Regions from separate parts of the Homo sapiens genome. Here region 1 is linked to region 2. Evidence: read pairs that join two places in POLR2A ChIA-PET (ENCODE). Cell type or tissue: OCI-LY7. All regions are shown on one strand.

Evidence for each region. ChIA-PET counts read pairs that join two places held together with the same protein. Peaks named below come from ENCODE experiments on the same cell type or tissue, not always from the same donor. Only the 100,000 strongest peaks of a DNase experiment are listed, where the experiment ranks them.
Region 1: POLR2A ChIA-PET joins it to region 2 with 6 read pairs; 4 of 35 experiments call an interaction of 5 or more read pairs at or near these places.

What each region holds. Positions count from the first base shown.
Region 1 is chr5:157,479,133-157,483,132 of GRCh38, forward strand. It overlaps ADAM19 (ADAM metallopeptidase domain 19), which reads right to left. Exons shown (of 23, transcript NM_033274.5): 22 at 2,659-2,811; 23 at 1-1,870. The coding sequence ends at 1,817. Among named protein-coding and RNA genes, the nearest start is that of NIPAL4, 21 kb to the left of the region's middle. RefSeq lists an enhancer at 1-305. In OCI-LY7, no CTCF peak of the experiment used is centred here; a DNase peak (open chromatin) is centred at 2,319; H3K27ac peaks cover 1,605 bases.
Region 2 is chr5:157,737,936-157,741,935 of GRCh38, forward strand. It overlaps THG1L (tRNA-histidine guanylyltransferase 1 like), which reads left to right. Exons shown (of 6, transcript NM_017872.5): 5 at 1-59; 6 at 1,386-3,514. The coding sequence ends at 1,547. Among named protein-coding and RNA genes, the nearest start is that of LSM11, 3.8 kb to the right of the region's middle. In OCI-LY7, a CTCF peak has its summit at 2,498 (motif pointing left); a DNase peak (open chromatin) is centred at 2,496.

The sequences.
Region 1 (4,000 bases), 260 kb before region 2:
GACCCACGGCAAGGACATGGGGAACCTGTATCACAGCCACCCTGAGGGAAGAGAAACTCATTTTCCTGAGATCTTTCTAAACCCAACCCAGGCTTTTCCCCCAGGGGTACATCCCGTATTTTCCACTTATTTCCAAACCCAAGAACATCCAAGAAGCACCTATTGTGTGCAGAGAACTATAAGGAGGCCCTGGGGTGGTGAATCAGAAGCTCAGCCTCAGCCTTGCAGTGAGGTTTTCAAGAGCAAACAATTGCTCATGGCAGGATGGGAGGAGGCCCCAGGAAAGCCTCAGAGGAGTGAGAGTCAGGCCAGCTCCTGTCCGGAGAGCCACCCAGCACCTTTGTGGAGTGGGAGTCTATCTCCCAGCAAACATCTCCAGGTGCTTTGCAAAAACCGTCCTATCTAGCAAAGCACCACACGGCCCTCCTTCCCTGCTGCAGGGAAGACAGGAGCCACCGCAGACCCCCTCACCTGCTCAGAGCTCTCTTTCTGTGAGGGTCAGGTAAGGGCAGTGACCAGAGAGAGAACAAAAGGAAGTGAATGACAAAAAGCTGGGTTGAGGAAGAGGCTCCCTGCTCTGACTGTTCCAGTGCAGCTGCTGCTGGCTGCCTTCTCCAGTGATCTCGGGCAGCTCCCAGAAATGGGTCTGTTCTCTGCTCAGAGGGCAACGGTCCAGCCCGAAGTCAATGACCAGCCTGCTCCCTCGTGTGTACTTTGTAAATAGCTGGGCTCCCTAAGGGGAAACCTCACCTAGATTTAGCTTAGAGTAAGGAGGAAGACCCCCACCCTGCTGAGGTCACAAAACACAATGAAAAATAAACATATGACCCCAATGGCCATGCCCCAAGTCTACTCTGGTCACACTCCTGAGAGCCAGTGAGGGAAATCCAGTGGCCGACTGTGAGAGAGGACTCTGACTTGTAGGTCACAAGCACCTGGTCACCCGAAGGTCAGGACTGCTGAGGGTTTGCTCACCAAAGCACCACACATTAGAGGGAGAATGAGAGGGGAAGGAAGAGAGAAAAGCGTGGGGCACCAGGAAAGTGCGGCAGAGAAAACAAAGAGCAACTAAAAATTATCCAGAGTCAGGAGTCGCAACCTTTGGCATCACGGCTCAGAGGAAGCCCAAGCCCGGTGCTCCTCCTGCTGTCTACACTGCCTACGAATAGTACCTGTCTGAGTCAGAGTGACCCGTGTGAATACAGGGATGCAGGGGTTTGGGGAGAGGTGGGAGGGGACGTGGCTTGTCACATGCAGCCATACAGCCAGAAGCCGTTCCCTCAACCAAGCCCTGGGCAGGGCCACAGCAGTGGCTGGCTTGACCCTTCCTTAATCCCTAAAAGCTAAAAGGGGTGGGTAAGTACCAGCCTCCATCCAGCCCGGGACCTCTGAGGAGAGCAGAAGCAATGGGAAGCTCTCTTGCGTGCCCTGCACCCCAGGAGTGAATGGATGGCTTCTGCAAGCGAAGTGCTGGCCTGAGGGGCTTGCTGGCCTTGAGCATCTCCATCAGCACCTCGGGGCTAGGAGTCTGGAGGAGAAGCTGCCAGTCACCCTCCTCATACTCTCCCCTCCCTACCTGGGGCTGTATATTGCACAAAACAACACCTAGAGGCCATCAGATCATAGTCCCTCTGGGCTTCCAAGGAAGCCGAGGAGGCACTGAGTCAACAGGGAGATTTTTGGAGATGTGGAGGTTCCTGGAGGAGGGTGGGAGGAGCTCAGAGGCGGCCAGACATGCTTCTTCAGGGTTCCATGGCCATGGGTCCTCTGCAGTGTCCAGAGAGCTCAAGGAAAGGGAGAAGCCCCTTGGACAGGTCTAGATTTTCGAGCTAATCATCCCTCCAGCCCTCTGTGATCTGTATTCTGGAAACTGGGAAGAAAAAGAAGGGAGGGAGAGAGACATCAGCTTGATGCTGATCAATGGGATCAAGGGGGCAGCCATCCTCCCGATTTTAGAAGGAAGGATGGACCACCCACTGAGAACAAAGGCTTCTTGTGAAGTCCATCCATGTGTCCACTCACCCAGACCATCAGCCCTGCAGGAAGGGGTGTGGTAGGTGCCCCTATCTCAAGCTGACCAGCCACCCCTCCCTCTTCCCTTCCCTGCTAAGGCAGCAGCACAGTCCATAGTTTTCTCAATGCCTCGTGGGAATACAGCATGGTCAGCCAGCTTCTTCACCTCATCCCTTTCTGACCTGACTGCCAAGACTGGCAAACTGAGACTGTCAGCCACACAGAAGAAGTACGAGGAGGGGCCAAGTGTACACAGCCTCCCGCAGGCCAGGTGGCTTCTACTAATGCACTTCCTTGCTCTTCACAACAACCTGATGGGGCTGGTACTACTGCTCATCATAGCCTCTGTACAAATGAGGAAACAGACTCAAGAGGGACTTGCTCAGGGTCCCTCCCCAGGTCAGGTGCAGGGGCAGGACTGAAGCCACCACAGCTCAGGATTCTAAGAATCACCTTTCACATGAAGCCAAAACTCCACAGTCAAGCGGGCACCAAGAAACATGAATGTTTTGCCCTTGGCTTTTGTTCTGGAAGTTCAGTCCAGACCACAAGAAGCATGAATTGCTTTGTTTTCTCAACTCTACACCTGCCCCCCTGGAGCCCTCTGGTACCAGCTTTCACCTTGAGGGCTTCCCGTGGACTCACCTTTGGGGCAAGTGCTGCCAGAGGCCGGGACTGCTGAGGGCCAGCACCAGGGGGCCGCAGTGGGGATGCACCTCCTGGCCTGGGGAGGCTCCTGCGGCCTGGCACTGGGTTTGCCGGGAGTGCCTTCTGGGGCGGCCGAGGCCTGGAGAAGTCCTGGAGAGAAAGCAATAAGCCTCACTTGAAGGCCAGAGGCCTGTTTGAAAGAAAATATCCCTGATATCTTACAGGTTAAAATCAGATAGATAAAAGTTATATACTGTATGGTCCCATTTAGAAAGAAACTGTATGTATAATGTGTTTATATTCTCAAGAGGAAGTCAGGAGAGCAAGCTGGCAGTATCTATTAAAATTACAAATAACCAGTGAAGATGATCTTTTTTTCATATGTTTGTTGGCTGCATAAATGTCTTCTTTTGAGAAGTGTCTGTTCATATCTTTCACCCACTTTTTGATAGGGTTGTTTGATTTTTTCTTGTAAATCTGTTTAAGTTCTTTGTAGATTGGGGATATTAGCCCTCTGTCAGATGGATAGATTGCAAAAATCTTCTCCCATTCTGTAGGTTGCCTGTTCACTCTGATGATAGTTTCTTTTGCTGTGCAGAAGCTCTTTAGTTCAATCAGATCCCATTTGTCAATTTTGGCTTTTGTTGCCATTGCTTTTGGTGTTTTAGTCATGAAGTCTTTGCCCATGCCTATGTCCTGAATGGTATTGCCTAGGTTTTCTTCTAGGGTTTTTATGGTTTTAGGTCTTAGTTTAAGTCTTTAATCCATCTTGAGTTAATTTTTGTATAAGGTGTAAGGAAGGGATCCAGTTTCAGCTTTCTGCATATGGCTAGACAGTTTTCCCAGCACCATTATTAAATAGGGAGGATCTAGAACTAGAAATACCATTTGACCCAGCAATCCCACTACTGGATATATACCCAAAGGATTATAAATCATTCTACTATAAAGACACATGTACACGTATGTTTATTGTGGCACTATTCACAACAGCAAAGACTTGGAACCAACCCAAATGCCCATCAATGATAGACTGAATCAAGAAAATGTGGCACATATACACCATGGAATACTATGCAGCCATAAAAAAGGATGAGTTCATGTCCTTTGCAGGGACATGGATGACGCTGGAAACTATCATTCTCAGCAAAATAACACAAGAACAGAAAACCAAACACCACATGTTCTCACTCATAAGTGGGAGATGAACATGAAATGAGAACACATGGACACAGGGAGGGGAACATTACATACTGGGGCCTGTTGGGTGGTGGGGGGCTAGGGGAGGGATAGCATTAGGAGAAATGCCTAATGTAGATGACGGGTTGATGGGTGCAGT
Region 2 (4,000 bases):
TCAACTATAATAATGAGCTGCCGATGTATAGGAAAGGGACTGTGTTGATATGGCAGAAGGTAATGCTGTTATGTTCAAAGAAAAATGGAAGTCAGGAAAAAAGATAGCCTGTGCCCATTCCAAGCTGTGCCCTCCCTGCTGCCTGTATGCTGATGTTACTCCAGTTGCTAATGCAAACCTTTCCAAGAGGAGAGGCCATAGATTCTTATTTTTAATGTGCATTTTGTCAGTAGTGGTCCGAAATCTCCCATACATAAGCAGAATTACAGAATTTTAGAATTAGTGCCTTTATTTTTCTGTGTTGTAAGCTGTCCCTGTATCCGATAAAATCCTTTAAAAAGGATACAGTACAGATATGAGGATTTGTGCATTAATAAAATACTTAAAAAATACTTTCACACTGGATAATACCATTAAATGGTCTCTCCATCCCATGACAACTGTAATATGAGGCACTAAGAGACAATGTATATGAGGGTTTGTTATTTTCGTAAATGTCATGAGATTCCCTTGACATTCATACTTAGCTTAATATTCTGTAATAAGTCTGTACATTTACCTATATCCTTAATTTTACCAATATTTTCTCTCTGTACCAGCTGTTAGGCATAATGATTTCTCTAAATTTATTTCCTTCCATGTAAAGTTTTTTTGTTTTTTTTTTTTCTGAAATGAATGTTTTCAAGTACCAAGGAGTACCTTGAGAGCTAGTCATTCCACTGGCAACTCCAGCTCTTTGAGTTGTTCAAAACATTTATTCTTTGGTACAGACTTGGATACTTCTTAATGCAGGTGGAAGGTAAGAAATACCTTTAATTCTATAGTTATTGCTAATGAGGAACATGGAATCCTTTCTTTGTTCCTAAGATTGCTTCAGAATAGTATAACCTTTTTTTTTTTTTTTTTTAAGACAGAGTCTTGCTCTGTTGCTCAGGCCGGAGTACAGTGGTGCCATCTCGGCTCACTGCAACCTCCCCGTCCTGGGTTCAAGGGATTTCCAGCTAATTTTTGTATTTTTGGTAGAAGCAAAGTTTCACCATGTTGGCCAGGCTGGTCTCGAACTCCTGACCTCAAGTGATCTGCATGTCTCAGCCTCCCAAAGTGCTGAGATTACAGGCGTGAGCCACCGCGCTCGGATAACATAACCTTTTTAAAACTATTTTTAATTATAAAGAACTTCATGCATACTGAGATTTTATATATATATGTATATATACACACATACATATATGCGCATATATATACACATATTTATATCTATATATATCTCAAATCTGGCAGTCGGAAGTATATGAAGATAAAAAGTGAGCTATCCCCACATCTTTCCTTTCTCTCCCAAACCCACTCCTGACTTAACAATGTCACTACTTTATTTTTACCTGTAGGTGGATGAAGTGATGACAAAAGAAATTAAGCTGCCAACAGAAATGGAAGGAAAAAAGATGGCAGTGACCCGGACCAGGACAAAGCCAGTGCCCTTGCACTGCGATATCATCGGGGATGCTTTCTGGAAGGAACATCCAGAGATTCTAGATGAAGACAGCTGACCCTTTTGCGCTTCAGTTCTGGTGTGCTTAACCATGCAAGCCCTCCCACCTCCCAGGGCTCCTTGCCTTAGGTGGCTGTAGCATCCCTACCACCCAGGACACTGGTGCGAATGACACAACTCAAGTTGGGAGGGGAACAGGGAAGGAAGGGATGGATGGGGGTGGTGTATCTTACTCTGTTTAAGCAGAACACCTTGTTTGCGGTGTTGGAACATGGTTCCTTTGGCAGAAGTGCTTTTTTTTTAATCGCAGTACTATTTTTATAAAGCAAGAACTATTCCATGCCTTGGAGAATGAATCATTTTTAGATTGTGACATAAATCTTGTAAAAACCTGTCAGTTATTTTCATCTATGAGAGAAGAGGAGCCCAAACTCTCGCCCACCTGTTCTTAACCAGAAAACCCACTGACTTTGAAAATCTCACCTCTGCCACCCATCTACTTGCATTCGTCTTTGGCAGACCTCAAGATAAATATGGGTTAATGCCTGCATGATGCCTCTGAATTCAGGAATTGCAGGGAAAACTCGGGGCTTTGTGCCAGTCTCTAAGTTGGCAACTTTGGCTGAACAAATGAGTAGTGGCTTCAGTGTCCTTGCGTACACATTCTGTGGATTGATTTAATGGAGTTGTCAGCATGATCATCATCTTCTAGCCAGGGGCATAGTTGCCAAGGCCATTTACCTCTTTCTAAGAAGAAACAGAATTATGTGTATATATGAGAGAAAGAAACAAGAATGCGTGAATGAGGATGAAGAAACATTTACCCCATGTACTCAAGACATTTCAGTTTTAAAAGTCACTTTCCTATTAGACTTCTTGAAAAACATTCTCACATAGCCTCTATGTAATCAGACAAATGACATTTGATTTCAAGAGCAGAGGGGTAAACATCCTCTGCTAATCGACAGGTAGCAGGTGTCAGAGGAGGCATAATATTAATAGCGCCACCTTCTGTTGGGTCAGTGGAGATGGGTGAGGAACAGCACAGAGCAGCAGGGATCATCACATGCAGCCAAACTTGGCCTCTGAAGGGGGAAGGTAGTGGGAATAGGTGGTGAGAGAACTCACATTTTTCTCTTGTCCTGGTTTTATATTTCGGAGGGAAAGGATTATTTGGCCCCATTAAGAATTAAGAGGCTGGGTGCGGTGGCTCACGTCTGTAATCCCAGCACCTTGGGAGGCCCAGGCAGGCAGATCACCTGAGGTCGGGAGTTCGAGACCAGCGTGACCAACGTGGAGAAACCCCCGTCTCTACTAAAAATACAAAAAATTAGCTGGGCATGGTGGTGCATGCCTGTGATTCCAGCTACTTGGGAGGTTGAGGCAGGAGAATCATTTGAACTCAGGAGGCGGAAGTTGCGGTGAGCCAAGATTGTGCCATTGCACTCCAGCCTGGGCAACGAGCGAAACTACATCTCAAAAAAAAAAAAAAAAGACATGGCTGGGCATGGTGGCTCACACCTGTAATCCCAGCACTTTGGGGGGCTGAGGCAGGTAGATCACTTCAGGCCAGGAGTCCAAGACCAGCACGTCCAACATGGCAAAACCCAGTCTGTACTAAAAATAGAAAAATTAGCTGGGCGTGGTGGCGTGTGCCTGCAATACCAGCTACTCAGAAGGCTGAAGCAGGATAATTGCTTGAACCTGGTAGGTGGAGGTTGCAGTGAGCTGAAATCATGCCACTGCACTCCAGCCTGGGTGACAGAGCAAAACTGCCTTAAAAAAAAAAATTAAGAGACAGCCCGTGTCCCAGTCCCTCGTCTTGCACTGCAGAATTTACATCTAAGAAGAAAATGTATTTTTGAAAGGGTGATGGCTGGCCTCATCCCTCACTAATTGACAACCCATCTGTCGATGCCATTTTTTCCCTTCCTGTTCTCACTCCACAGAAAGAGGAGATACGGTTCTTGTTTGGTAATTGCTAAAATCTCTTTGAGGAAAGAAATAAAGATGTCAACTCCTTTGGCCTGCTTTTTCATTTATTTTTCTTAGACAAATAGACTATATGAAATCTAACTTTTGTGTATATCTCTGGGTAGCCTAGGATACACATGCCCTCATCATAGCAGTGGTTCACAAACTTCTGGATGCAAAAAAAAAAATTACTTGGAATGCTTGTTTAAAATGCACATTTTTGGCTCCTCCCAGCCCCCAGAAAGGTTTGAAGCTCAACAATCTTTTTTTTTTTTTTTTTTTTTTTTGAGATGGAGTCTCGCTCTGTCAGCTCACTGCAACCTCTGCCTCTCAGGTTCAAGTGATTCTCCTGCCTTAGCCTCCTGAGTAGCTGGGACTACAGACACGCACCACCATGCCTGGCTTAATTTTTGTATTTTTAGTAGAGACGGGGGTTTTCACTACATTGGCCAGGCTGGTCTCGAACTGCTGACCTCGTGATCCGCCCGCTTCAGCCTCCCAAAGTGCTGGGATTACAGGTGTGAGCCATCACGCCCA